Linked DNA regions of Homo sapiens: region 2 is linked to region 1. The links are chromatin loops, found by intact Hi-C in ENCODE. Cell type or tissue: heart left ventricle. All regions are shown on one strand. Links, peaks and the distances in the headings refer to the core of each region. The heading gives the core; the rest is flanking DNA.

What was found. Hi-C counts contacts between places; a loop is a spot of excess contacts. Peaks named below come from ENCODE experiments on the same cell type or tissue, not always from the same donor. Only the 100,000 strongest peaks of a DNase experiment are listed, where the experiment ranks them.
Region 2: a loop joins it to region 1, with 2.5 times the contacts of the local background. A loop is called at or near these places in 22 of 110 quality-filtered maps.

What each region holds. Positions count from the first base shown.
Region 1 is chr5:69,229,360-69,244,936 of GRCh38, reverse strand. It overlaps KGD4 (alpha-ketoglutarate dehydrogenase subunit 4), which reads right to left. Exons shown (of 4, transcript NM_033281.6): 4 at 14,779-15,577. It overlaps CDK7 (cyclin dependent kinase 7), which reads right to left and starts at 10,051. Exons shown (of 12, transcript NM_001799.4): 1 at 9,896-10,051; 2 at 9,484-9,543. The coding sequence starts at 9,961. RefSeq lists enhancers at 7,589-8,089, 9,801-10,329. In heart left ventricle, for the core only: no CTCF peak of the experiment used is centred there; a DNase peak (open chromatin) is centred at 10,116; H3K4me3 peaks cover 2,044 bases; H3K27ac peaks cover 1,272 bases.
Region 2 is chr5:69,352,350-69,367,926 of GRCh38, reverse strand. It overlaps AK6 (adenylate kinase 6), which reads left to right. Exons shown (of 5, transcript NM_016283.5): 2 at 1,332-1,424; 3 at 11,974-12,032; 4 at 12,133-12,278. TAF9 (TATA-box binding protein associated factor 9) reads left to right here. Exons shown (of 3, transcript NM_003187.5): 2 at 1,332-1,424; 3 at 2,173-3,184. The coding sequence starts at 2,190. The coding sequence ends at 2,984. Among named protein-coding and RNA genes, the nearest start is that of AK6, 9.4 kb to the left of the region's middle. In heart left ventricle, for the core only: a CTCF peak has its summit at 3,290; no DNase peak of the experiment used is centred there; H3K4me3 peaks cover 271 bases.

The DNA.
Region 1 (15,577 bases), core at 6,908-14,907:
ATTTCAATTGATGCTGAAAAAGCATTTGATAAAATCTAACATCCCTTCATGATAAAAACTCTTAAAAAACTGGGTATAGAAGAACATATCTCAACATAATAAAAGCCATATACTACAGACCCATGGTCAGTATACAGAATGGGGAAAAACTGATTTCCTTTAAGAGCTTGAACACACCAAGAATGCCCACTTTCACCACTGTTATTCAATATAGTACTGGAAGTCCTAGCAAGAGCAAGCAAAGAAGTGAAATTCTTCTTGTTTGTAGACGATATGATCTTTTTTTTTTTTTTTTTTTTTGAGACGGAGTTTTGCTCTTGTTGCCCAGGCTGGAGTGCAATGGTGTGATCTTGGCTCACCACAACCTCCACCGCCCAGGTTCAAGCAATTCTCCCTCCTCAGCCTCCCAAGTAGCTGGGATTACAGGCATGCGCCATCATGCCTGGCTAATTTTTTTTGTACTTTTAGTAGAGACGAGGTTTCTCCATGTTGGTCAGGTGATCCGCCCACCTCGGCCTCCTAAAGTGCTGGTATTACAGGCATGAGCCACCACACCTGGTGACAATATGATCTTATATTTGGGAAAACCTAAAGACTCCACCAAAAAACGACTAGAACTGATAATTCACAAAAGTTGCAGGATACAAAAATCAACATACAAAAATCAGTAGCCCTGCTATATGCCCACAGTGAACAATCTGAAAAAGAAATCAAGAAAGTAATCCCATTCACAACAGCTACAAATAAAATTAAATATCTAGGAATTAACCAAATTAAGTGAAAGATCTCTAAAATAAAAACTACTGAACGGGTATGGTGGCTCACGCCTGTAATCCCCGCATTTTGGGAGGCCAAGGCAGGCGGATCACGAGGTCAGGAGTTCAAGACTAGTCTGGCCAACATAGTGAAACCCCGTCTCTACTAAAAATACAAAAAATTAGCCAGCTGTGGTGGTATGCGCCTGTAATCCCAGGTACTCAGGAAGCTGAGGCAGGAGAATGGCGCAAACCCGGGAGGCACAGGTTGCAGTGAGCTGAGATTGCACCATTGAACTCCAGCCCAGGCAACAGTGCGAGACTCCATCTCAAAAAAAAAAAAAAAAAAAAAAAACAACTATCATTGGTGAAAGAAATTGAAGACAACACACCAAAAAAATGGAAAGATAATTCATATTCATGGATTGGAAGAATCAATATTGTTAAAATGTCCATACAACCTAAAGCAATCTATAGATTCAATGTAATCTCTATCAATATACCAATGACATTCGTCATGGAAATAGGAAAAACAATCCTAAAATTTGTGTAGAACCACAAAGACCCAGAATAGCCAAAGCTATCCTAAGAAAAAAGAACAAAAGGGAGGAATCACATTACCCGACTTCATACAACAAAGCTATAATAACCAAAACAGCATGATATTGGCATAAAAACAGACACACAGACCAATGGAACAGAATAGAGAACCCAGAAAAAAATCCATACATCTACAGCAAACTCATTTTCAACAATGGTGCCAATAACATACAATGAGGAAAAGACAGTTTCTTCAATAAATGGTGCTGTGCCTTAAGCAGAGGTTAGGTTTGCTGTACAGACTTAAGTTGATGCCTTCTGCATTGACAGTCTCTAGAGATTTAGTCTTTCTAGTCTTTCTTCTCTTCCTGGTGCAGAGAGGGAGACACCCTGTCAAAGAGATACTCCTTTACAAACGTACACTTCCCTTAAAAAAGGGCAACTTTTCAGAACTACTCCTGTATCTGCAGTTTCTCAGGATAACCAGCTCACAACAATCAACATGCCAAAAAGGCATATTTTTGAAACCACCTTTGCAAAAATTACAACAGTGAGTAAAACGTGATATAGCTGACTCCATCTTTGCTTTTTTTTTGAGACACAGTTTTTGCTCTTGTTGCCCAGGCTGGAGTGCAAAGGTGCAATCTCAGCTTACTGCAACCTCCACCTCCTGGGTTCAAGCAATTCTCCTGCCTCAGCCTGCAGAGTAGCTGGAATTACAGGCATGCACCACCACGCCCGGATAATTTTGTATTTTTAGTAGAGACAGGGTTTCCCCATGTTGGTCAGGCTGGTCTCAAACTCCCAACCTCAGGTGATCCGCCTGCCTCCGCCTCCCAAAGTGCTGGGATTACAGACATGAGCCACTGCGCCTGGCCCTATCTTTGCTTTTAATCTCACAAGCTCTTTGCTCATTCCTGAGTGTTGGCAATGCTAACTATGGGAGAAATTCAGTTTAAAGTTTAGCTTTAAAACAAAGATGATTAACAGTCCTTTCCCAAAATTAACCCACTCCTTGCTCAGAGACTAAAAGCATCTTTGTAAAATTACACGAGGTTAGAATTATTGTTTAGGAGTTATGTAGCCAAAAGTAACAAGAATTTTGCAACCTCCACAATTGCTCCTATAGATAACATCACTATTGTAAAACGTAAAACTGGTGGTTGGGGTATCTTTCAGACCTTGCATTTTGATGGACCAACTGGTGCCACTTGGACCAGGAGCCCATATGAAGAAACTGACTCAACTGGTTCTGTGACCACTACTTAGGAACTGAGTCAGGGCAAGAAGACAGTTTCAACTCTCTACAATTTTATCCAAGACCCAACCAATCAGCATTCCCCATTCCTTAGCCCACTGCCTACCAAACTATCCTTGAAAAACCCTAGCCCCCGAATTCTCAGGGAGGCAGATTTGAGAATTATCTACTGTCTTCCTCACTTGGTTGGCCCTGTGACAATTAAACTCTTTCTTTGTTGCAAACAAAATAAATAAGTGGTGCTGGGAAAATTGGATATCCATATGCAGAAGAATGAAACTAGACCCATATCTCTCATCATATACAAAAATCAAATCAAAATGGATTAAAGACTTAAGTTGAAGACTTCAAACTATGAAACTACTAAAAGAAAACAGTGGAAAACCTCTCCAGAACATTGGACTGGGTAGAGTTCTAGAGTAATACCCCACAAGCACAGGCAACCAATGCAAAAATGGACAAATGGGATCACATCAAGTTAAGATGCTTCTGCAGAGCAAAGGAAACAACACAGTGAAGAGAAAACCCACAGAATGAGAGAAAATATTTGCAAACTATCCATCTGATAAGAGATTAATATCCAGAATATATAAGAAGCTCAAACAACTCTATATGAAAAAAATCTAATAATCCAATTTAAAAATGGGCGAAAGATCTGAGTAGGTATTTCTCAAAAGAAGACATACAAATGGCAGACAGCATAAGAAAAGGTGCCAACATCACTGAGCATCAGAAAAATGCAAATGAAAACTACAATGAGGGCCGGGCCCGTTGGCTCATGTCTGTAATCCCAGCACTTTGGGAGGCTGAGGCAGGCGGATCACGTGGTCAGGAGTTCGAGACCAGCCTGGCCAACAAGGTGAAACCACGTCTCTACTAAAAATACAAAAATTAGCCGGGTGTGGTGATGCAGTGTGCACCTGTAATCCCAGCTACTCAGGAGGCTGAGGCAGGAGAATTGCTTGAACCCAGGAGGCGGAGGTTGCAGTAAACCGAGATTGCGCCACTGCACTCCAGCCTGGGTGACAGAGCAAGACTCCGTCTCAAAAAAAAAAAAAAAAAAAAAAAAGAAAAAACCTACAATGAGAGAGCATCTCACCTAAGTTTAAATGGCTTTTATCCAAAAGATAAGGATGAATCCTGGTGAGGGATGTGGAGAAAAGGGAACCCTAGGTACATTGTTGGTGGGAATGTAAATTAGTACAACCACTATGGAGGACAGTTTGGAGGTTCCTCAAAAAACTAAAAATAGAACTATCATTTGATCTAGCAATTCCATTGCTATGTATATATGCCAACAGAATCTGTATGTCCAAGAGATATCTGAACTCCCATGTTTATTGCAGCACTATTCAGAATAGCCAAGATTTGGAGGCAATCTATGCGTCTGTCAACAAATGAATGAATAAAGAAAATGTGGTGCATATACACAAAGAGTACCATTCAAAAATAAAAGAGGCCAGGTGCGGTGGCTCACACCTGTAATCCCAGCACTTTGGGAGGCCAAGGCAGGCAGATCACTTGAGGTCAGGAGATAGAGACCATCCTGGTCAACATGGAAACCCCGTCTCTACTAAAAATACAAAAAATTAGCTGGGTGTGGTGGCATGTGTCTGTAATCCCAGCTACTCGGGAGGCTGAGGCAGGAGAACTGCTTGAACCTGGGAGGCGGGGGTTGCAGTGAGCCGAGATCGCGCCATTGCACTCCAGCCTGGCGACAGAGGGAGACTCCGTCTCAAAAAAGGAAGGAGCTAAGAACAGTTGATTTTAAAATTCTTAACATTTTCCCACATAATAAAAAATAGAGTAATTTCATAAAGCCCTCTACTCCATCACCCAGATTCAACAGTGACCAATATTTTGCCACACTTACTTCATTCATCCAACCTCTCCTTTTTGTTGCCTAAAATATTTTAAAACCCCAGACTTCATGTCATTTCACTCCAACGTACTTAAGTAAGCATCTCTAAAATACAGACATTCTTACATAACCATGCCATTTTGACACCTAACAAAATTAACAATAATGCCACAGTAGCATCTAATATCTAGTTCCTATTCAAATTTTCCTGATTCACATTTCCCAACTGTCTCATAGAGTAGCCAAAATGATTTTGAAGAAGAAAAACAAGGTGTATGGAAGTTGACAGATTTTAAGACTTCTTAAAGTCACTGTAATATTTCAACAGCAATGGGAAAAAAAACAAACAAACCCACCACTGGAACAGAATAGTGTGCCCAGAAATTGGACCCAAGTTCCAATACTGGAACTTGGTATTGCAAGGGTATGGGGAATTTGGCATTACAACTCATTGGGAAAAGGACAGACTATTAATAGTACTGGGACAACTGAAGAAAAAATACTCAATCTTAGCCAGGCACAGTGTCTCATGCCTGTAATCCAAGCACTTTGGGAGACTGAGGCAGGAGGATGGCTTGAGGCCAGGAGTTCAAGACCAGCCTGGCCAATATAGAAAGACCCTGTCTCTATTGAAAAAAAAAAAAAATACTGGATCCTCATATCATACAACAAAGGAAAAACTTGTTGATGGAATAAAGATCTAAGTATTAAAATCAATATTTTAAAAATTTTACAAGTACAGAATTCTTTGTAATCCAGAAACAGGAAAGCACATAAAAAGGAAGCCTTTAAAGATTTCAAAAAAATTAACAAATTCAATCATATTAAAATTTAACTTTCAGTACCTCAAAGATACCATAAATAAACTAAAAGCCTTGCCAAAGACTGGGAAATGATATATGCAATGTGTATTTCTGACAAAGGATCAATATCCAGAATATAAAAGAATTCTGGCTGGTTGCTGTGGTTCACACCTGTAATCCCAGCTCTTTGGGAGGCCGATGCTGGAGGATTGCTTAAGGCCAGGAGTTTGATACCAGACTGGACAACAAAGTGAAACCTTGTCTCTATTAAAAAAAACAAAAAGTATGAATAAGTCCAATAAATCAATAGGACAAAAAAAGTACGTAATCCAACAGAAAACAGGAGAAAATCTAAGAAGCCAGTAAGTGTAAGAAAAGATGATGAACTTTACCAGTAATCAGAGAAATGTTAATTGAAACAATAAGTACATACCATTTTCAATCTACGTAATTGACAAACGTTTTAAAGTCTGACAATGCAAATGATGTTGAGAATGTGGTGGGACAGTAAACTGGTCCAATCATTCTGGAGAGCAATTTGACCATATCTGGTAAAGCTGATGGTTGTGATACTCTGAAGCATCAATTCATAATTTGTTTCAATTATAGATACATTCTCTAGAGAAACTCAAACCTGCATACAAGATGACTCACAGATGACTATCCAGAGAAGGAATGTATTAAAGGAAAACATTAAAAAGCAGCCTAAATGTTTATCAACGAGAGTTTGGATAGAAAATTTCAGTGTAGTCATATAATGGAATCTAATAATCAACGAGCATGAATCAACTGGATCTACATGTATCATACGATATAGAGGATTTCGGAAATAATGTTGACTCAGAATAACAAGTTGCAGGCTGGGTGTGGTGGCTCAAGCCTGTAATCTCAGCACTTTGGGAGGCCGAGGTGGGCAGATCAGTTGAGGTCAGCAGTTGAGAGGCTGCGGCAGGAGAACTGCTTGAGCCTGGGGAGGTGGAGGTTGCAGTGAGCCGAGATCACGCCACTGCACTCCAGCCTGTGCGACAGAGTGGGACCTTGTCTCAAAAAAAAAAATAAAATAAAAAAAAAAGAATAACAAGTTGCAGAAGAATATGCCAAATATACATATATAGCTTAAAGTATGCAATACTGGCTGAGTACAGGGGCTCACACCTGTAATCTCAGCACTTTGGGAGGCTAAGGTGGAAGGTTCACTTGAGCCCAGGAGTTGAAGACCAGTCTAGTCAACAGAGTGAGACCCTGTCTCTACAAGAAGAACAACAAATTTAGTGGGGCACGGTGGCATGCACCTGTACTCCTAGCTGGTTGGGAGGCTGAAGCAGATGGAATGCTTGAGACCAGGAGGTCAAGGCTTCAGTGAGCTATGATTGTACCACTACACTCCAGCCAGGGAAACACACAGCAAGTTGCTGTCTCAAAAAAAAAAAAAAAGGAAAAAAAAAGTATGCAATACTATATATTGTTTTGAGATACACAGATTTAAGACACACACTGAAAAATGAGATATAACCCAAAAGGCCATCAATAGGTGATTGGTTAAATAAATTGGGAAACAAATTCCACATAATCTTTTTAAAAGGATGAGATACATCAGTATTTCTAAAGTCCAAGACTCAACAGGTGAATGAGTACAGAGTAACTTATTTATTGATTCCTTCCCTTTTTATAAAATTAAACACATCCTAGCAAATGAACGGGAGTAGAAATTATGAGTGTTGGAATAAGGTCTACAACACCAAATCCTCAATGTTCATAGTAGAAAGTATAGACAACGTCTAAAACTGGGGGAGAAAAAACACCTCAAGAAATAGGCCAGGCATAGTGACTCACACGTGTAATCCCAGCAATTAGGGAGGCCTAGGCAAGGACAATCACTTGAGGCCAGGAGACTAGCAGGGGCACCATGCCTGGCTAATTTTTGTATTTTAGTAGAGACAGGGGTTTCGCCATGTTGACCAGGCTGGTCTTGAACTCCTGACCTCAGGTGATCCGCCTGCCTCGAGCTCCCAAAGTGCTGGTATTACAAACATGAGCCACCGCGCCCAGCTGAAAGGCCAATACATTTTTAACAGTGTCTACAAATGTACTAGCCATGGCCCTAGGTACAGTGTGAATGGAATTAAACAGACAATAAACTCATAGATAGGAGGATTTCAAATTTCGACAAATGCCACATCGATGACAGAAATATAGCAAAGCATAGGGAAGGAGGGAGGCATACATGTAGCTGGAATGAACAAAGGCCTCTATGGAGGAGACATTTGAGTGAAGCCTGGATGATAAGGAATCAGCCATGCCATGTTCTAGACGGAAAATATACCAACCAAGAAGCCAGACCAAATGCAATGATCCTGTGATTCTGGGACTGGAATAAATTTAATTTGTACAGGGACAGAAAAGTCAGTGTGGCTATGATATAGTGAACCAGAGACAGAATTAAAAAGATGACTAGGCCAGGCTTGGTGGCATGTGTCTATAGTCCCAGCTACCTTGGAGGCTGGGGTGGAAGGATTACTTTAGTCCAGGAGTTGGTGGCTGCAGTGAGCTATGGCTGTGCCACTGCACTCTAACCCTTCCACCTGGGCGACAGAGTGAGACCTCCTCCTGCCCCGCCACCACAAAAGAAAGAAAGATGAAGAAAGATTCAGTAGAGTTAAGGGTTTTAAAGGGAGTGGCTGTAGTGGTGGATCATAAAACATAAACCAGAAAACACGGACATAAAAAAAGTAAAAAAGTTAAAAAAAAAAAAAAAAAAAAAAAAAGAAGGCCAGGCACAGTGGCTCACACCTGTAATCCCAGCATTTTGGGAGGCCGAAGTGGGTGGATCAACTGAGGTCAGGAGTTCGAGACCAGCCTGGCCGACATGGCGAAACCCTGTCTCTACTAAAAATACAAATATTAGCTGGGCGTGGTGGCAGGTTCCTGTAGTCCCAGCTACTGGAGAGGCTGAGACAGGAGAAGTGCTTGAACCCGGGAGGCAGAGGTTCCAGTGAGCCGAAATCGCACAATTGCACTCCAGCCTGGGCAACAAGCAAAATTCTGTCTCAAAAAAAATAAAAAATAAAATAAAATAAAAAATAAAAAAATTATGGCAGGAATAATTGAGAAGAAGTAGTCAGTCAGGTTTTAAATGAATGCAAGACAGTACTTGGAGGCTGGAAGATGACCAAAAAAAGGGGGAATTAATGTTAAATATGGATAACTTCCAAGGAGTTAGGGTTTTTGAAGCAGGAGAAGCAGATTCAAAGTAGCAACGGTAACAAAAGCAACATCAGGACACCTGGATTTAAATCCCAGCTTCAGCAATCACTAGCTGTGTGATCTTGACAAGTCACCTAGTCACTCAGTCTCAGGTACCTCAAGTATAAAATAGGGTTACTTTTAACCACTTTATAGATTGTTTTGAAGGTTAAAAGAAACAATGTAGGTGAACGTGAGTTATGTAATTATGACCCAAATCTTTTTTTTTTTTTTTTTAAGATGGAGTCTCCCTCTGTCACCAGGCTGGAGCACAGTGGCACCATCTCGGCTCATTACAACCTCCACCTCCCAGGTTCAAGTGATTCTCCTGCCTCAGCCTCCCGAGTAGCTGGGATTACAGACAGGTGCCACCACACCCAGCTAATATTTGTATTTTTAGTAGAGACAGGGTTTCACCATGTTGGCCAGGATGGTCTGGATCTCTTGACCCCAAGTGATCCGCCCACCTCGGCCTCCCAAAGTGCTGGGATTACAGGCGTGAGCCACCGCGGCTGGCCCGACCCAAGTCTTTTGAATGAATATAAGAAGCTACTGAATCCGACCCAGGTCTTTTGAATGAATATAAGAAGCTACTGAACTCATTTTAGACCTCACATCAATGTTGTTCATGCTAGTGAAAGTCTTTCATGGTAAATCCGTACACAGAAAATACAGATACGACACACTGAGTGGATGCAGGTGAGGTATAAACAGTGACCTAGAAAGATCATGGTATCCAATAGTTCTGAGGACCGAAAAGATGGGCAGTACTTGCCCACAACATATGAATTTATGCAGTAAAAATAACATACAGCTTCTTCTTCATTTCAATAGAAATTAAAACGGGTTCAACCCTAGAGTTCCGTTTGGGAACACAAAGCACTAATTAATTATTTTGTCTCTGAAAATGACATGAGTAACTCATTATCAGAGTATGGTCAAGACTAATAAAATGGCTATCAGTCAATTAATAATACAGACATCTTCAAGGAGACTTAAAAACAACATAAAAAGGTAACTCACTTTCTTAATGGCGACAATTTGGTTGGTGTTCTTATCTCTGGCCTTGTAAACGGTGGCAAACTAGAAAGAAAAATAGAAATAACATAAGTTTATGGGAGTTTTTGTGTTTGCCTTTTTGCATTTTTACATTTCGCGAAGCAAAGAGCCCAGAGTTCCTGAGCAGACTCGCGGCGGCTGGAAACGTGGCGGGTCAGTCTCCGTCCAGCTCCAGGCTACTCTTCAGCAAGGAGAGGCCCCTCAGGGATTCACCCCCAGGATGTAAAGAATGGGCAGCAAGTGCGTCTGGACGGTTTCCCCCAACGAGAACGAGCAGCCAAGCCAGACCTCTGGCCTCCACGGGAAAACCCGCAAAGGTGGAGGCGGCGCGGGGCTGTCCGCTTGGGGCCCTCCCCGTCCTTCCAGAGAGCCTCACCTGTCCCTCCCCAAGGAAGTCCAGCTTCTCATAACGCTTTGCCCGAGACTTCACGTCCAGAGCCATCCGGCGCCGTAAAGCCCGACTCCAGCCGAAAAGGGCGAGCTCCCAGGACAACACGAATTTAAAGCTACCTTAAAGCCTCCAACACCCACTTCCGTCCACCGGGCTCCGTCGCTTTAGTATCCCCGCCTCACTTCCGTGGTGGGCGGAGGAAGCTGCGCTAGGCCCAGGCGGTTGGCGTTCCCCACCCGTCACGTGACGCCTGTCGGTGCCTGAAGTGGGGCATCTTCAATGGCTGCTGTGTCACTCTGTTGCCGTTTTAACTTGGGTGTTTTCTACATTACCAGGAACTGGTCAGCGTTCTAATTTGGTGTTCCATGTTCGGGGTTTGGTAGGTGTCTGTGAATGTAGAAAGTTTGGCCTTGTACCTGTTCTCGCTTTTTGGTTCTTGCTCGAGCGCGTCCTGTCGCCGTGGTTGCTATGGACGCCAAACCCTGCTATCTCAGATTACTGAGACGAGTGCCAAGTTCTTACGGGCTGGTCAAGAGTATTCTTAGTCCAGTCCCTTTATGAAGAAGCAGGCCCAGGAAAACAAAATCCAACTCAACTGAAACGTGCTGTGGGAATCAGCTTCTAGTCCTCAGTTTTCTACTCGGTAAAATGGAAAAAATAATGAACTACATCACAGGAGATTGTGGGTATTAAATGAAACATGCAGAAAGCTTAGACATTAACTCAATTAATTGAGACAGTGCTCAATTAACTTAGCAGTAATGAGTACCCAACCCCTTGATTATCATAAATTGTCATAACAAACACACTAATTCATTTATTCAAAAACATATTGAGTGCTTTTCCTTTTTCATTTTTCTCTCTCTTAGGATGCTGATATTGAGTGTTATCTATGTGCCAAGCACCATTGTAGAATCTGAGATAGCAGGGAGCAAAGATCCCTGCCTTCCAATGGGAGGAGATAAAAAAACAAGTCAAATATGTGTTATGATACATAGGTGATAAGTGCTATAGAGATAATAAAGCAGATAAAGGATAACAAATCAGGGCAGGGGCAGGGATGGAGGTTTTAAATAGGGTGGTACAAGAAAGTCATCACTGAAAACCCACTGGAGGGATTGGAGCAGACAAGTGATATGACCTGACTCACTTTTAAAAGGTTCACTCTTGCTGTTGGGAGACTATATTATAGATTTTGAGGGACAAGAAAAAGAAAGAAGGCCTATTAGAGAACTATTGCAGTAATCCAGATGGCTCTACTAGTGGATAATTAAAAGTTTCTGAGCCAGAGCAGCTGTCAACATGGAAATGTGCCCCCCTCCCCCTGCCTTTGTTTGTTTGTTTGTTTTTGAGACAGTCTCACTCTGTTGCTCAGGCTGGAGTACGCTGGCCCGATCTGAGCTCACTGCAACCTCTGCCTCCTGGGTTCAAGCGATTCTCCTGCCTCAGCTTCCCGATTAGCTGGGATTACTGGCCTGCTCCACCACACCCAGCTAATTTTTGTATTTTTAGTAGAGACGGGGTTTCACCTTGTTGGCCAGGCTGGTCTCAATCTCCTGACCTCAGGTGATCCACCCTCCTCGGCCTCCCAAAGTGCTGGTATTTGTAAGTGTAAGCCACTGCGCCCAGCCTATATTTGTTATTTCTAAGAGTTGAAAATCCTAAGTTTCAGAGATATGTTGAAGAAAGTAGCAAAATACCAAGGCCAATAATTTAGTTATTTTTTTTAACTCTGGAATCAGACTGCTTGCATTTGAATAGTGGCCCTATCAGTATTCAGCCACTAGATACAACTAGGGCAAATTACTTACTTTGTTTCCAGTTTCTTCATCCCTAATAGGATCTACTCAAAGGATTGTTCCAAGGCTTAAATGACCTCACACCTGCAAAGCCCTTAGAATAATGTTTGACAGTTAAGTGTTTACTATATGTTAGCCATTATCTTTCAGTCCCTTGTCATTACTTGGGTCTAGGCAAAACTCACACATTGCAGAAAAGACACCATCTCTCTTGAGGCAAGTCATACCTAGTGATGCTGTTGTCATAGTTTCTTCTGACAGGTATCATTGAAATAATAATTTAACCTCACTTGTAGAAATAAGCTAGTGAGCGGCAGGTGCAGTGGCTCACACCTGTAATCCAGCACTTTGGGATGCCGAGGCAGGTGGATCACCTTAAGTCAGGAGTTCCAAACCAGCCTGGCCAACATGGTGAAACCCCATCTCCACTAAAAATACAAAAATTAGTTGGGTGTGGTGGCAGGCACCTGTAATCCCAGCTACTAGGGAGGCTGAGGCAGAAGAATCACTTGAACCCGCGAGGCGGAGGTTGCAGTGAGCAGAGATAGCACCATTGGACTCCAGCCTGGGCAACAAGAGTGAAAACTCCGTCAAAAGAAAGAAAGAAGGGAAGAAAGGAAGAAAAGAGAGAGAGAGAAGCTAGTGAGCTAAATCTGATGATGCCGTTGTGAGACTTGAGGTCCCCAAGTGTGCCATGGCGTATGAGTTGATAATCAGTGTATTACAGCGTGCTGCTGACAAGTAAATTCCCATTCTGGGACATTTAAAATAGGATAATGAAGACAGCGTTTAGATGATATTCTGAGACAGTGAGATACTGTATATATAAAATATCATTTGAGCACTTTGAACCAAAAGAAAAAAAAAGAAAATAGCATTACACATTTGCAAAGCATTTTTCAGTTTAAAGCACTTCCATGCATCTGTATTAGCCAGCTTGTAAGATGGCCATGATGATCCTTGCCTTCCGGTATTAATCCTGTTGTGTGGTCTTCTCCCACAATGAAACAGGTTGTTCTGTGTGACCAATAGAATATGGCTGAAGTGTGATTTATGAGGCTAGAACATAAAAGGATGCTGTTGACTGGCATGCTTGGATTATTTGCTCTGGTGAAAGCCAGCCATGTCATGAATTCACTCAGGCAACCATGTGGAGAGAAACTAAGGCCTCTTGCCAACAGCCAGCATCGGCTTGTCAGCTCTGTGAGTGAGCCATCTTGGAGGTGAATCAGCCAGCCTCAGCCAAGCCTTCAGATGACTGTAGCCTCAGTGGCTTCTAATTGCAACCGCATTAGGCACTAAATCAAAACTGCCCAGTGAAGCTGCTTCTGAATTCCTGACCCAGAGAAACCAGAGAAATTAAGAGTTTAGCCACTTAATTTTGGGGTCATTTGTTACAAAGTAATAGATAATACACTAATTTGATCCTGACTATCCCACTGTGTAGTACTGGAAAGAAAAACGGAAACTTGGACAAATTAAGCAATTTGCTGATTACATATATTTAAGTGCCTAACCTCTAAATGAAAATACAGGCTATTTAACTGTAAGCCTCACCAGAAGTCTATAATACTCTCCTTGGGAGCTCATCCTGTGACAGCAATTCCCACTGGCGTACCTTTTGCCATACCTATACTCACAAATTCTGTAACAGTGACAGATTTTCTTCATTCTGACTTTCACGGCAGCAGCTGTAGTAAAGATTGCCCTCAGATATACATCCACAGTTCGGTATTAGGATTTCTAACTGTTGGCTCACAGTATTACTCATACCACTCTTCACTACCTGAATCCGAATGTATTTCTGAAAGCAAAATAATGGTCCTGGGCTTTTTTTTTTGAGACGGAGTTTTTCTCTTATTGTCCAGGCTGGAAAGGCTGGAGTGCAATGGTGCAATCTCAGCTCACCGCAACCTCTGGCTCCCAGGTTCAAGCAATTCTCCTGCCTCAGCCTCCTGAGTAGCTGGGATTACATGCGCCCGCCACCACGCCCAGCTGATTTTTTGTATTTTTAGTAGAGATGGGGTTTCACCATGTTGGCTAGGCTGGTCTTGAACTCCTGATCTCAGGTGATCTGCCCGCCTCGGCCTCCCAAAGTGCTGGGATTACAGACATAAGCCACCACACCCGGCCTGGCCCTGGGCTTTCTTTTGCTAAAGTAATTTTCCCAAATAATTGTTTTTTTTTTAGACAGAGTCTTGCTCTGTCGCCTAGGCTGGAGTGCAGTGGTGTGACCTCCACTCACTGCAACCTCCACTTCCTGGGTTCAAGCAATTCTCCTGCCTCAGCCTCCTGAGTAGCTGGGATTACAGGCGCCTGCCACCATGCCCAGCTAATTTTTGTATTTTTAGTAGAGATGGGGTTTCACCATGTTGGCCAGGCTGGTCTTGAACTCCTGACATCAGGTGGTCCACCTGCCTTGGCCTCCCAAAGTGCTGGGATTACAGGCGTGAGCCACTGTGCCTGGCAATAAATTTTTAAATAATAAAAAAAAGAAATGAATTATGTTTTTCTTTTTTTTTGGATGGAGTCTCACTCCGTTGACCAGGCTAGAATGCAGTGGCACAATGTTGGCTCACTGCAACCTCTGCCTCCTGGGTTCAAGTGATTCTCTGGCCTCAGCTTCCCTGTAGCTGAGATTATAGGTGTGTGTCACATTGCCTGGCTAATTTTTGTATTTTTAGTAGAGGCGGGGTTTCACCTGCCGGCCAGGCTGGTCTTGAACTCCTGACCTCAGGTGATCAACCTGCCTTGGCTCCCCAAAGTGCTGGTATTAACAAAGCATGAGCCACTGCACCTGGCCTGAATCATGTTTTTCAATGAGTCACCTGAACAGCTTATTGCCAGCATCAAACTCTCATATTTGTGCTGAACAACATTTACACTAGGCCACAGCAAAAAATTTATAAGAGAAGTAGATCAACTCTGTGGAGTAGTAGAAATAAGTAAAAATTAACCCACAGTCAACTGAGTAAATACAGAAGCATACTCAAAGCCAATTCTATTTCTTGCTCATGACCTACCCTTAACTCTCAGGGAGGACTTCTTTAAAGCATATTCTAGAAATCATTAAAGGTATGGAAGAGAATTTATTTAGCTTTGTGAGGCTTTACTTCACAATATACGTACCCTTGGCACAGGAGGGGCCCCATTAAAGTTTCATAAACTGCTTAATAAGTAAATATGTTGATTTTATGAGGCTCTCAGACATTAAGTTTGAGAAGGTTAATGGTTATCAGGATTTGCATACAAGATCACAAAACAGTAAAATAAACCAAAAAACAAGACTTCCTTACAACCTCCAAAACATAATAAATTGCAATTTCTAGTGAAATCTTTATTCCTATGCTATATTCATTTTGATCTCTTATTTTCCATTTTACACTTTTTGACTTTCTTTGGAATCTTTTGTATGATCTCTATCTTAATAGTATAGTCACCTATTTTAGCTTGACTATATTTTTATCATTCAGAGTAGGATATACTTACTAAGCCAGTTATACTCCAGTAAACTTGTGAATGAAAAAACATTAGAGAACAGAGAATTAAGAACAAGTAATAGAGTAATTATTTCACTGATCCTCACCCAATTTCAGGAAAATCATGTCCCTAAAACAGCAATTCTGACTGATAAATTTTTCCATGCCTAAACAGAAAGTAAAGTGAAATTATGGGAATCCTATGATAGTTTACTACACATTGTGTGCTTTTAATAGTTCAACACTGGTAATGTTTGATAATCAAGAGTAAATTAATAGGCTAACATTTAAAAATGTATACTTTAATAAGTATAAAGTATATAAACAATTAGGTAAGCTTGTGGAGAAGCTGACCAAGATACATAAATTAGGAAATACAAGTGTCCATC
Region 2 (15,577 bases), core at 1-8,000, 130 kb before region 1:
TCCCAAATTGCTGGGATTACACGCGCGAGCCACCACACGTGGCCATGAACAGTTTTTAAATCTTTATAAGTTAAAGCAAATAGGCCAGGTGGGTGGCTCATGCCTGTAAATCCCAGCACTTTGGGAGGTGGAGGTGGGGAGATCGCTTGAGCTCAGGAGTTTGAGCTTAGCCTAAGCAACATAGCCAAACCCCGTCTCTACAAAAATTAACCAGGGCATGGTGGTGCATACCTGTGGTCCTAGCTACCGGACAGGCTGAGATGGGAGGATTGCTTGAGCCCAGGAGGTAAAGGCTCTAGTGAGCCAAGTTCCACTGCACTCCAGCCTAGGTAACAAAGAGATATCTTGTCTTTAAAAAAAGAAAAAGGTAAATAAATTATTGTAATTGATTCGAGGTGGCTAATTTTTTTTTTTTTTTTTTTGAGATGGAGTCTCTGTCGCCAGGCTGGAGTGCTGTGGCGCGATCTTGGCTCACTGCATCCTACAACTACCTGGTTCAAGGGATTCTCCTGCCTCAGCCTCCTGAGTAGCTGGGATTACAGGCACGCGCCACCACGCCCGGCTAATTTTTGTATTTTAATAGAGATGTAGTTTCACTATGTTGGCCAGGATTGTCTCAATCTCCTGACCTTGTGATCTGCCCGCCTCGGCCTCCCAAAGTGCGGTGATTACAGGCATGAGCCACTGCGCCCAGCACGAGATGGCTAATTTTATTCTCAGCAGTTCCCCGGTAGCAGCAGGCAGTTTGAATTGGCGTCAGAATCTGCTGAGCCCCACCCCTGGAGAATCAATACACTGGGTAATATTCTGACATTCAGTTAGCTTTGGAAAATTTTTATTAGATCGTAGTACATGCTAATTTACATATGGCCAGGCATGGTGGCTCACGCCTGTAATCCCAGCACTTTAGGAGGCCGAGGCTGGCAGATCACCTGAGGTTAGGAGTTTGAGACCAGCCTGGCCAATATGGTGAAACCCGGTCTCTACTGAAAATACAAAAATTAGCTGGGTATGGTGGTGGGCACCTGTAATTCCAGCTACTGAGGAGACTGAGGCAGGAGAATCGCTTGAACCTGGGAGGTGGAGGTTGCAGTGAGCCAAGATTGTGCCACTGCACTCCAGCCTGGGCGACAAGAGTGAAACTCTGTCTCAAAAAAAAAATTTTACATATGATTGCTAATTAGGAAATTTTTCATTTCAGTCGTCAAGAACTTTTAAGGGCAGAGGCCAGGTGAGACTCTGTCTCAAAAATAAAAGGAAAGGCAGAAGGTGGACCGCAGTGTGATAAGTAGTATTTCACAAACAGTATTTTTCTGTGGCTTGTCTTACAGGTACACCAGGGGTTGGAAAAACCACACTAGGCAAAGAACTTGCGTCAAAATCAGGACTGAAATACATTAATGTGGGTGATTTAGCTCGAGAAGGTAAGGGACACTTTGGTGTTAGATTTGTTTTGTTTTTTTTTTAAGGTCTGGTAAGTGGAGTGTTAGTGCTGGGTATTGTCATAGGGTACAAAAAACAGAGATTGCCATTAAAGAATATATACTCTGTTAGGGAATCCACAGAAATATTAAGTGTCTAATGCTATGTCCTGGTTATTTTGACCATTTTCCCTTCCGCCTTCAAAATGGCTGGCAATTCTTGTGAATAGTTGGGAAGGCTCCTATAAAGAGACTGGATTTCGGATAGGTAGAATGTGAATAAGGAGAATGTTTTTAAGTTGAACAAACAAAGGTTTGGTACTGCTAAACATATATATGAGCACAGTGAGTATATTGGTCTCACTGGAAAGAGACTGTTTTGAGCTCAGGTGTGGGACCTGACTATGCTATGGTATCTTAGATTAGTGTGAGATTTGCATGCAACTGCATATATTCTAAGATGATCATTGTTTTTATTTATTTTACCCTGTTTTCCCCTAATCTTTCATCGCTCCCTTATTTGTGTCTTCATCTTTTTATAGTCGACAATGATTTGTACATGGTAGGAACTCAATAAATTAAAGCGACCTTAAGTTGCCTCATTAAAATTAAGAAAACATATGGTTTAAATTTTAAAAATTTTTTTACAGTTTAACATAGATTTAAAATTTTTTTAAGTTCCTGACAGTTGCTACTAAAGTAACTATTTCAGATTGATCTAATGTACATATTTTTTTCAAATGATCTAAAGTCTGATCATCGGATATCATGGAGTCTGGCAAGACGGCTTCTCCCAAGAGCATGCCGAAAGATGCACAGATGATGGCACAAATCCTGAAGGATATGGGGATTACAGAATATGAGCCAAGAGTTATAAATCAGATGTTGGAGTTTGCCTTCCGATATGTGACCACAATTCTAGATGATGCAAAAATTTATTCAAGCCATGCTAAGAAAGCTACTGTTGATGCAGATGATGTGCGATTGGCAATCCAGTGCCGCGCTGATCAGTCTTTTACCTCTCCTCCCCCAAGAGATTTTTTATTAGATATTGCAAGGCAAAGAAATCAAACCCCTTTGCCATTGATCAAGCCATATTCAGGTCCTAGGTTGCCACCTGATAGATACTGCTTAACAGCTCCAAACTATAGGCTGAAATCTTTACAGAAAAAGGCATCAACTTCTGCGGGAAGAATAACAGTCCCGCGGTTAAGTGTTGGTTCAGTTACTAGCAGACCAAGTACTCCCACACTAGGCACACCAACCCCACAGACCATGTCTGTTTCAACTAAAGTAGGGACTCCCATGTCCCTCACAGGTCAAAGGTTTACAGTACAGATGCCTACTTCTCAGTCTCCAGCTGTAAAAGCTTCAATTCCTGCAACCTCAGCAGTTCAGAATGTTCTGATTAATCCATCATTAATCGGGTCCAAAAACATTCTTATTACCACTAATATGATGTCATCACAAAATACTGCCAATGAATCATCAAATGCATTGAAAAGAAAACGTGAAGATGATGATGATGACGATGATGATGATGATGACTATGATAATCTGTAATCTAGCCTTGCTGAATGTAACATGTATACTTGGTCTTGAATTCATTGTACTGATATTAAACATGCATGCTGGATGTTTTCAAGTTGTGTTTTAGAAAACTAATAATAATGAGTAAACACAGTTACCATACTTTTCAATTGAAATGAAGGTTTTTCATCAGCCTTAAAAGTGTAAGAAAAATAAAGTTGTCATTCATTCGATTGTTGGTGCTTTGGCAGTTATGTTTTTAAAAGCAATTTTCTCCTTGTTGTCACCAAGAGGAGTAACAGTTGGCAGTTGCAGCAATTTGCAGTACTGCAGTCTATTTTTGACCACTAGAGTGTCACCTTAAACGTCTTCAGATACATAGATCATAGTATGATCTCTGGTGTGTACGTCACTCTTGTGATCTGTTCTCTCAGATTGCTGAAGTATAACCATGACTCCCCTTTGGAGAGACCAGTTGGTCAGGATTTTTATTCATAGTGAATTCTTAACCTGCTTTGATTATCTTCCTCAATTGCCCAACTTCCTAGGTCCCATTTTTCTGTCCTTTTGGTTATATTAAGGACCCTTAGTGTCTCCCAGTATGTCTCCACTTTTTAAAAAAAAATTTATAAGTGTCTCTTTTTGCAGGTTAATTTTGAGCATCTTTGTTTTTCATATTCCTGATACTATAAGCCAGTATCATGTTCATTTTTGATCCAGGGCTGATAATTAGGTTATAGTGTTTATATATATATATATTTTTTTTAATTTAAAATATTTTTTTGTCCAAAAGAACGTCAATTTATCAAGGTTATAGTTTCTAAAACCTAGATTTTTATTTGCTATCATACAACTACTCATTTTCCATTTCATTTTATTTTATTTCCTGAGACAGAATTTCATTTTGTTGCCCAGGCTGCAGTGCAGTGGCACAATCTCAGCTCACTGCAACCTCTATGTCCCAGGTTCCAGCTATCTTTGCACCTCAGCCTCCCAAGTAGCTGGAATTACAGGTGTGCACCACCACACCTGGCTAATTTTTATATTTTTAGTAGAGATGGGCTTTTGCCATGTTGTCCAGGCTGGTCTTGAACTCCTGGCCTCAAGTGATCTGCCCACCTCGGCCTCCCAGAGTGCTGGGATTACAGGTGTGAGCTACCTCACCTGGCCTTTCCTTTTTTTTTTTTCTTTTGAGACGGAGTCTCCCTCTGTCGCCCAGACTGGAGTGCAGTGGTGTAATCTCGGCTCACTGCAAGCTCTGCCTCCCAGGTTCACGCCATTGTCCTGCCTCAGCCTCCCAAGTAGCTGGGACTACAGGCACCTGCCACCACGCCCAGCTAATTTTCTGTATTTTTAGTAGAGACGGGGTTTCACCGTGTTAACCAGGTTGGTCTCGATCTCCTGACCTCGTGATCCACCCACCTTGGCCTCCCTGAGTGCTGGGATTACAGGCGTGGGCCACCGCGCCCAGCCCGGCCTTTCTGTTTTATATCTATATGAAATGTGGTTTTGTTCCTCACTGTTGAACACCACCATTTTTGACAAGTGATTTCTGAGTCACATAATAGTCAATTTCATTCATGCATTCCAATGTTACTTTCACTCAATTTAACATTTCTAAACTAATTAGAGCATTAATAGCATTGAGAGCAATGGTGACACCAGACCAAGGACAATCCAGTATAAGGCACTTGTCTTCCTCTTCTTTGGGTCCTCTCCTACCAGTACTTAAACCATTTCATTTGGTTGAGACAGAGTCTTGCTCTGTTGCCCAGGCTGGAGTGTGGTGGCCTGATCATAGCTCATTGCATCCTTGAACTCCTGGGCTAAAGTGATCATCCTGCCTCAGCCTCCCTTGTAGCTGGGACTACAGGCACACACCATCCTGCCGGGCTAACTTAAAATTATTTTTGCAGAGACAGGGTCTGGCTTTGTTCCCCAGGCTGGTTTACTCCTGGGCTCAAATGATCCTTCTGCCTTAGCCTCCCAAAGTGCTGGGATTGCAGACGAGAGCCACTGTACCTCAAGTACTCAACACCATTTTAGTCAGTTGTGTATAGTCCCACCCATCCTCTTTGTTATTAGTGAGATTATTTCATGAAATGGGATCTAAGTCTTAAAGGAAAAGTATTTTTTCCCCCTCCTGTAATGCCAGATAAAAGATTTCTGGTCTGACTTGACATGGAGTTTGATGGAGGTACTTTGTGGGGTTTTTTTGTTTGTTTGTTTGAGACAGGGTCTTGCTCTGTGGCCCAGGCTGGAGTGCAGTGGCACAGTTTCCCCTCACTGCAACCCCAGCCTCCCGGGCTCAAGTGATCTCCTGCTTCAACCTCCCCAGTAGCTGGGACTACAGACACAAGGCCTCACTGTGTTGCCCAGGGTGGTCTCCAATTCCCCAGGCTCAAGTGATCCTCCCACCTTGACCTCTCAAAAGTGCTGGGATTACCGGTGTTAGCCATTGTGCCCAGCCTGATGAGGTACTTTGTAAGGTTTGACATACCAGATTTTTTAACCCAGATCCTGTTTGAATATATCTGGAAATATTCTGGGGCAACTAACCTCATTTTTATTTCAAGTGGGGATATATTTTTAAGGGAAACCAGGCAATCATCTATAATGAAGTGATTCTCAACTAGGTGATTTTTGCCCTTTGGGGGTATAGCAATGTGTGAAGACATTTTGGGTTGTCACATGGAGGGGGAGGTGATGGCCAGGGATTCTACTAAAGATCCTGTAGTTCACAGGACAGTCCCCTGTCTCCCTTAGTAACAATTACCAGACTCAAAATGTCATTAGTAATAAGGTTGAGAAATCTTGCTGTAAAGAAATAAGGCTTATTCCGATGCTCACTAAAGTCGGAAAAAAAGAAAGCTTTTAAGAAAACCCTATTTTAAACTTATTTCTAAAAGTTTAGTATCATCCTGGTGATCATGTGGAATTGCAGTAGTAGTTGAGAGAGGTCATCTTCACTCCCAAAACCAAGGCAAAAAAAAAAAAAAAAAAAAAGGGAATCAAGTTTAAGAAAACTGGCCGGGGGTGGTGGCTCATGCCTGTAAATTCCAGCACTTTGGCCCAGCATGGTGGCTCATGCCTGTAATCCTAGCACTTTTGGGAGGCCGAGGCGGGTGGATCACCTAAGGTCAGGAGTTCAAGACCAGCCTGTCCAACATGGTGAAACCCCATCTCTACTAAAAATACAAAAAAGTAGCCAGGTATGGTGGTGGGCCCCAGTAATCCCAGCTACTCGGGAGGCTGAGACAGGAGAATCACTTGAACCCGTTAGGCGGAGGCTGCGGTGACCCGAGATCACACCACTGCACTCCAGCCTGGGCAAGACAGAGCAAGACTCAGTCTCAAAAAAAAAAAAAAATCAGTCCGGCGTTGCTGAGGGTGCCTGTAATCCCAGCTACTCAGGAGGCTGAGGCAGGAGAATCACTTGAACCTGGGAGGTGGAGGTTGCAGTGAACCGAGATCATGCCACTGTACTCCAGTCTGGGTGACAGAGAGAGATTCCGTCTCAAAAAAAAAAGAAAACTATTAAAGAGTCTTACTGTGGGCCGGGCGCGGTGGCTCACGCCTGTAATCCCAGCACTGTGGGGAGCCGAGGTGGGCAGATCACGAGGTCAGGAGATTGAGACCATCCTGGCTAACACGGTGAAACCCCGTCTCTACTAAAAATACAAAAAATTAGCCGGGCGTGGTGGCAGATGCCTGTGGTCCCAGCTACTTGGGAGGCAGAGCTTGCAGCGAGCCAAGATCGCGCCACTGCACTCTAGCCTGGGCGACAGAGTGAGACTCCATCTCAAAAAAAAAGAGTCTTACTGTGGTATGACTGTAAGAGTGCTTCTCTTATTGCTATTCTTCCAGTCTCAAGACTCCTCCTCACTTGATACCCTTTCCTATATACAATCATTTTTATACTCTTACTAGCATCCTTAATTTTCCTGGCAGCAGTTTTTCGGTCTTCGGCCTCTGTTCCTAACTGCAGAATACCCATAGGTCTAGACGAAGTAATATATTGACATTGGATCCATTTCCAGTAGAAATTGTAAAGCATAGCTTGGCTTGAACACTTAGAATCTTGATATATCTCTAACCTAGGGGTTGGCAAGCTACTGTTGTTTTTGTATGACTTCTGAGCTAAAGACTAGCTTGCAAAGCGTAAGGTATTACCTGGCCCTTTACAGAAAGAAAAAATGCTGATCCCTGTTCTATCCTTTTCTGAATCCCATTTTTCTCTCCCCTTATCAACTCCCACTGGAAGCCTTGGAAACTAACTCCTCTATTGACCTCTCTGACACTGCTCTCTCCCTATCTTTGCCTCTGGTCTTTCCCCTTCCACCTGTTTCCCCCATGATTTCATTGCAGCCATATTGTAATTCTGCCCCTCCCACTAGTAATCTCACTCATTCAGGACTATTCACTCCCTTGTGCTGATGACTTAAATTTATAATTAAAACAACCCAATTTCTAGACACCTATTAGACAACCATCTGGATAGTTCCCAGATGTTTACAGCTCTAAATTAGTATGTTTAAAGCACGTGCTCTGAAAGCATCCTTGACTATACTTGCCCACTCCTCTGATTTCTACCTCCCAAGCATATAAATACACATTCACTCTCTCCACACAGATCCACTTGGCCTTTAAATCTTGACGGTTTCTCCTACACATCCCTACAGTACCCCTATTTCATCAAGACCCCTGGTGCTGTGCCTAGAATCCTACCTAGAATCTCCTGTTTGACTTCTTCAGTATCTCTTTCTTCCCTCTTCTACACTATCATTTTCTTAAAAGTGGGGAAGGAGAATGACATGATTTGAACTTTTTACTCACATAGTCCATTCTCCTTCAGGAAATATAGGAGATTCTTTATAAAATGGCCACAGTTTACCTGCAGCCGTTCTCTCCCCTATGTCCCCTTCAGTGCAGCCATCATACCCTGTTCTCACTAGGAATTTTCCACCTCGAGTATTTATGCATGCTGTTCTCTTTATAGGTTTCCTTATCTTCCTTACAACTCCTTGGAGGCCCAACTCCAATGTCATATCTTTGGCTGTCTAACTTCACTATGCAGAATTAATTGCCCTTTTCTTTTCGCATAAAAAGCCAGGTATTTTAAAGGCACCCAATCACTCTAAACCAGTTAATTTCTTGTTCTAATTGCTTTAGAGTTATCAGCTTCTTGTTGAGTTGAGGTAAATGTGGTGAATATGTTTTCAAAAGAAGAAATATGAAAATAAAAATTTTAAGTATTGGCAGCAGTGTCAAAACAACCAGCATCCCAATATGATTAAAGAACAGCTTTCACTTGAGTGTATATAAGTTCTAGGATGGCAGTTAAACATAATGTCATGATTTTACAGTTTGACAAACAGCAGCAGCTGGGAAGGTTTTTTAAGGTAAGAATGAGCTTTAAAAAATTTTGTGGGGCCTGGCGCAGTGGCTCACACCTGTAAACCCAGCACTTTGGGAGGCCAGGGCGGGTGGATCACCTGAGGTCAAAAGTTCAAGACCAGCCTGGCCAACATGGTGAAACCCCATCTCTACTAAAAATACAAAAATTAGCCAGGCATGGTGGCGGGCACCCGTAATCCCAGCTACTTGGGAGGCTGAGGCGGGAGAATTGCTTGAACCCAGGAGACGGAGGTTGCAGTGAGCCAGGATCATGCCATTGCACTCCAGCGTGGGTGACGAGAGTGAAACTCTGTCTCAAAATTTAAAAAAAAAAAATTTTTTTTTTTTTGAGACAAGGTATCACTGTCACCCTAACTGGAATACAGTGGTGCAATCCTGGCTCACTCCAGCCTCAAGCAGTCCTCCCACCTCAACCTCCAGAGTAGCTGGGACTATAGGCTGGCACCGCCATGCTGGGCTAATTTTTTTTTTTTTCTTTTGGTAGTGGTGGGGTGTTGCTATGTTATCCAGGGTGATCCCGAACTCCCAGGCTCAAGAGATCCTCCCACCTCGGCCTCTGAAAGTGCTAGGATTATAAGCGCGAACCACCATGCTCACCCTTTTAACTCTGGCCCCACAATTGATTTTTTTTCTGCAAGCAATATATCTGTACCTGGAATTTAAAAAAATAAACTGCAAAACTTTGTTTAGAAAGTTGATTTAATTTTCTAATCTCTCAGTCCTTAAACAAATCAACCTTTTTGATCTTTGCTTAAGATCCTATGTATAGGCAAGTATAAATTTGGCTTCCAATTGAAACTTTCTAAAGTAGCATAAAATTTATTCTTTTTTTGAAATTTGAAATGAAGTTTAGGATCCGTTCATTTCTCTGGTACAGGCTACAATCATCACTTACCTAAAAATCTGCAGTAGACTTGATAGCCTCTGGGACTCCGTCTCAAAAAAAATAAAGACTTCAATCCTAAAAGTTAACACATCTATTTTAGACAGCATATATTGGTTCAAGTCATCTTTCTTTTTTTTTTTTTTTTTTTTTTTTTGAGACAGAGTCTTGCTCTGTCACCCAGGCTGGAGTGCAGTGGCGCGATCTCAGCTCACTGCAGCCTCCTCCCGGGTTCAAGCGATTCTCCTGCCTCAACCTCCCAAGCAGCTGGGATTACAGGCACCCGCCACCACGCCTGGCTAACTTTTGTATTTTTGGTAGAGATGGGGTTTCACCATGTTGGCCAGGCTGGTCTCAACTCCTGACCACAGGTGATCAACCACCTCGGCCTTCCAGTGTGCTGGAATTACAGGCATGAGCCACCGCACCGGCCAGAGTCATCTTTTAAAAGTCAAAGATTTAAAGTATGAAGGAACCTCCGTGTTTATCTATTCAAGATTACCACATAGTACAGAATCAGCTATAGGTATTCTTAGATTTTGTGGTACTGTTAAAAAAATATGCAATACTGTAAAAATAGTATATGGAAAAATACTCCAAAGCTTTTGTTTTTCTTCTAATCTTTGTCCCTAGTAAGGACAACTTTGAATTCTGCTTTTTGTGTTTTACACTTGTATATGTGAGCATTTATCATGTTGCTGCCTAGTCTATACTACATAGTATTTTTAAACTATGTTAACTATAATACTATAACTCTAATACTTATTAATTTTAATTACATAATTTTTACAAAATTAATTACATAATATTTTATAAAGTTATAAAGTTGGTAAATCAAGATTTAACTTTTCTTATTGTTCAACATTTTTTATTATTTTCTAATTTTGTCCAATTAGAAATTAAATGGTAGTGTAAATATCTAAATGGATTGAACATATAACAGGCATAAATATAGACTCATTTTAATTTGCATCTCTTTAATAGCTAGGAAAATTCAGTATTTTTTCATGTGTGTTTACTGATTTTTTCCACTCTTCCATCTTGTGTGAATTCTTTTCTTGTTTATTGAGCAATTGTTATTTTGGTTTTAAGGTCTTTATATTATCTACATTTCAGTCCTTTGTTATTTCTCCCATTCTGTTACTTTTCTTAGAATTTGATTATTTCTCAAGGAACAGAGAGTCAACATTTTAAATAACTGGATCAGTCTTTTTATTTCTTCTGCTACTCAACAAACTCAAATGAATCATTCCTTTATAGCTCCATCTGGGGTTTGTGGTATAAAGTAAGGATTTAGATTGTTTTCTAAATTGTTAACCAGTTTTCTTCATACCAAGACAGTTTAATTTTTTAGGTTGGTAGAGTTCCTGGTAGGTGAGCAATAGCCCAAGGAGGCAGAGGCCACACTAGAGTGCTAGAAAGGTGGTTTATGTGCCTAGAATCAGTCCACAGACCCTCCAGGCAAGACAAGGAGTTACAACTGCTTTTGTGCCCTCCAGTGTCCATCAGACTGCCCCCGCAGTGACCATCAGACTACTCCTGTGTCCCTTCAGAATTTATGTTCATTTTAACCTCATTTCAACCCGTACCAAAATATTAAGGGGAAAGAGGTGGGAAGACTGCTATATAACATGCTCTCAGAGATGGTTAATGGATGATCTGAGCTTGCCTTAGATTAATACCTCCTAAGGGCTGGGGCTAAGGGTAAGATGGTATGTCTTACCTCCTGAAAGAATACTTCTTTTGAAAACCAGCTGTGATTTGTTGGAAAGTTCTTATGTTAAATTTAAATTTGCCTCCTTTGTAACTTTGAACGTTATTTTTGTTTTGCCTTCTGAAATGAGACTATTTAACTCTTATGAGGAACGGCAGTTTGGAATACTGGAAATCTAGAAGTAAAGATACTGTTCAGGAGCATTTGGATCCTGACCCTTCTCTATTCCCATGAGGATGTGAGCTCAGTGACAGAGGGTTCATTTCTGGAATAAAGAATCTGTTATTGCTTTTTTCTTTCTTTCTTTTTGGAGACAGGGTCCTGCTCTGTCGCCCAGCCTGGAGTACGGTGGTGTGATCTCACCTTATTGTAACCTCCACCTCCCAGGCTCAAGCAATCCTTCTGCCTCAGCCTCCCAAGTAACTGGGACTACAGGTGTGCACCACCATGCCTGCCTAATTTTTTTTTTTTTTTCTGTAGAAACAGGTTCTCAACATATTGCCCAGGCTGTCTTGAACTCCTGGGCTCAAGAGATCCTCCTACCTCGTATGGGCTGGGATTACAAGCGCAAAGCCACCATGCCTGGCCTGTTACTGCTTTTGATAAATTAATCTGCTTTTAAATGTATGTGAGTGTGTTTGTATCTGTTCAGGTGTTTCCTCTTCCCGCCAATCTGTAGTTCAACAAAAATAGTGTAGTCCTCTTCTAGTAGCCCCACAAATTCTGAAGTTGGTTATTCACTCTTTTTAGTTGGTTTCAGTTTTGATATTTAAAGCAGTTTCAGATATATTGCAATCCAAGTTTCCCTCTAAACAAAATTCCAATTTATCAGTTAGTATGGCTCCTTTATATTTGGTGTTTATGTAACATTTATTTTGTTAGTATCCACCCTTGTATCTAAAAGAATAATTGATGATACATTTCCTTTCCTGAAGTCTAGAATTAATTGAAAATTACTTAAAGTTACTTAGAAAATATTTCAACAAGCAATTCTAAATCTCTTTTAGAGCAATTGTATGATGGCTATGATGAAGAGTATGACTGTCCCATTTTAGATGAAGACAGAGTAAGTATGACTTTTTCATAAAGTATGCATTTGTTGAATTTCATAGGAAAGTTGACTTCAGTTTTCTTAAGAAGCATTTTTTTTTAAACTTTTCTTACAGGTAGTTGATGAGTTAGATAACCAAATGAGAGAAGGTGGAGTTATTGTTGATTACCATGGTTGTGATTTCTTCCCTGAACGCTGGTTTCATATAGTTTTTGTGCTGAGAACAGATACCAATGTATTGTACGAAAGACTTGAAACAAGGTAAGAAAGGAAAAACATTAGATTCTTAAAGCATAATGTTAACTTTTATTCAGATTTCTGAAATTGGCCATGATAAAAGATTGTTGTTGTTTGTTTTGTTTTGTTTTGTTTTGTTTTTTTGAGATAGAGTCTCGCTGTCACCCAGGCTGGAGGGCAGTGGTGTGATCTCGGTCCACTGCAACCTCCACCTCCCTGGTTCAAGCAATTCTTGTGCCTCAGCCTCCTGACTAACAGACCACGGGCACATGCCACCTTGCCTGGCTAATTTTTTTATTTTTTGTAGAGATGGGGTCTCCCATGTTGCCCAGACTGGTCTCGAACTCTTGGGCTCCAGCAATCTGCCCACCTCAGCCTCCCAAAGTGCTGAGGCTACAGGTGTGAGTCATAGCACCCAGCTAATAAAGGGTTTTATTTGAAAATATGACTACTTTAAAATATGGGCAGTACTTTTTGAGTAAATTAATATCTCAACTGACAATCTGATTGAGTAAAATGTACTGTGTAGAAACCCAATTTAGTCGGCCGGGCACAGTGGCTCACGCTTGTAATCCCAGCACTTTGGGAGACCAAGGTGGGAGGATCACAAGGTCAGGACATCGAGACCATGCTGGCTAACATGGTGAAATCCTGTCACTACTAAAAATGCAAAAAAAATTAGCCGGGCATGGTGGCAGGCACCTGTACAGTCCCAGCTACTCTGGAGGCTGAGGCAGGAGAACGACGTGAACCTGGGAGGTGGAGCTTGCAGTGAGCTGAGATCACACCACTGCACTCCAGCCTGGGCAACAGAGTGAGACTCCGTCTCAAACAAAAAAAAGAAACCCTATTTAGCCATGCTTTTTCTTTGATGTAAACCCTTGCTAGGAAAACAGCCAAGCCCCTAACATATTCTTTGCTTATTGACTGAACACTACTCACTCAAATTATCCCTGCATCAGGAGTGGGAAAGCTTATGAAAAACTAACAAAATAAACCAGCATTTCACAGTCTTTAATAGATACCGAGTTAAACCCACAAATAGAGCATCAGATTTAATGCGGAAGAACCAGTAAAGAGAAACTTTTAGGGAAGTCTTTTATCCCCACTGTCTTTTGATCAAAGCTGTGGGAATATGGGGATTCTAGAGAAATTAGAGAGCAATCTCAGAAAGGAAAGCTCCAGAATTTTGCTTAAGGTCGGGGTCAGAATGTGTGGTTTTCACTGATTATAGTCAACTCTGACTAACCACTATTATTTGCAATACTTGTAAATCCTTGCACAGAATAGTATGGCAGCAAATATACATATAGAAAAAGTTAAATTGGGGCTAAACCTAAAACTTTTATCTTTTTTAGGCAGTGAAAAGCCATTAAAAGTTTTGGGGCAGAGAAGTAATAGAGACTATATGGTACATATGCTTTTTTTCAATCAAGACAATTTAAAATTTTGATTAAAAAATTACTGTTTTACATATATAGCCAAGGGTAAGACTAAGGTATGAAAAAACTATGAGAGAGCTAGTTAGTATTTTTAACTATCGAAAAGGTTGTAAAAAAGTAACAGCTTTAGGCTGGGCATGGTTGGGTGGTGAGGGGGAGGCAGGACGGCTCACACCTCACACCTGTAATCCCAGCAATTTGGGAGGCTGAGGCAAGGTGATTGCTTGAGCCTAGGAGTTTGAGACCAGCCTGGGCAACATAGCAAGACCTTGGTCTCTACAAAAAATAAAAAATTTAGCCAAGTGTGGTGGCATGCACCTGTGGTCCCAGCTACTTTGGAGGCTGAGGTGGGAGGAATGCTTGAGCCTGGGAGGTTGAGGCTGCAGTGAGCTGTGATTGCACCACTGCACTCCAGCCTGGTTGACAAAGCAAGACCCTGTCTCAAAAGCAACCAAAAAACAAAAATATCCACTTTATTGAGATTTAGTTTACATTCACCCACTTAAAGTACATAATTCAGGTTTTTTTCTAGTTTTATGGGTACATAGTAGGTGTATATATCAGTTGCTCATTTGTTTTTTTGTATATCAAAAAGTTGTACAATCATTACCACAAACAATTTTAGAAAATTTTGGGGGTGGGCGCGGTGGCTCACGCCTGTAATTCCAGCACTTTGGGAGGCCAAGGTGGCTGAATCATGAGGTCAGGAGTTCGAGACCAGCCTGACCAACATGGTGAAACCCCGTCTCTACTAGGAATACAAAGATTAGCTGGGCGTGGTGGCTTGCACCTGTAATCCCAGCTACTCAGGAGGCTGAGGCAGGAGAATTGCTTGAACCCGGAAGGTGGAGGTTGCAGTGAGCCGAGATCACACCACTGCACTCCAGCCTGGGTGACAGAGCAAGACTCCGTCTCAAAAAAAGAAAATTTTTGTCACCCCAGAAAGGAACCCCATACCCAGTAGTAGTCACTCCCCATTTACCCTCAGTTCCCCAGCCCTAGGCAACCAATAATCTACTCTCTGTCTTTATGGATTTGTCTATACTAGATATTTCATATGAATGAAATCATACAGGATGTGGACTTTTATGCCTGTCTCCTGTCAAATTAGTTTGTTTTCAAGGTTCATTCATATTGTATCATAGACCAGTACTTCATTTCTTTTTATTGCCAAATAATATTCCATTGTATGGATGTATCATTTTTAAAATACATTTATCAGGTTGTGGACATTTGGGTTGTTTCACTTTTTGGCTGTTATGAATATTGTATCCATAAACATTCTTGCACATGTTTTTGTGTGGACATCATGTGTTTATTTCTCTTGTTTATATATCTAGGAATTGAATTGCTGGGTAATATGGAAACTTTGTATTTGACCCTTCCAATAACTGCCAGATTGTTTTCCATAGTGGCTGCATCATCTCATATTCACACTGTGTATGAGGGTTCTAATTTGTCCACATCCTCACCAACAGCTGTTATTGTTCATATTTTGGTTGTAGTCATCCTGCTGGATGTGAAGTAATATCTCATTGTAATTTTGATTTGCATTTCCTATACAGCTAGAGATGCTGAACATCTTTTCATGTCCTTATTAGACAGTTGTGTATCTTCCTTGGAGAAATATTTACTCAGATTCTTTGCTTAAGTTTTAATTGGGTTACAAATCTTTTTATTACTAAGTTATGAGATTTTGCTAATTTACTAATTCATTGGGAATTTATTGAGTAGCTGACAAATTGTGGGGGGGGGAAATTCAAACAAACCTAGATGCTGGTTTGGTGATCTTTAGTTTCACCCTAGTGTCAAGAAACTGTGTCATATAAACAGGTACCAGTCACTCCTCTCTAGGTGAAGAGACCATTTCTGTAATTTTTC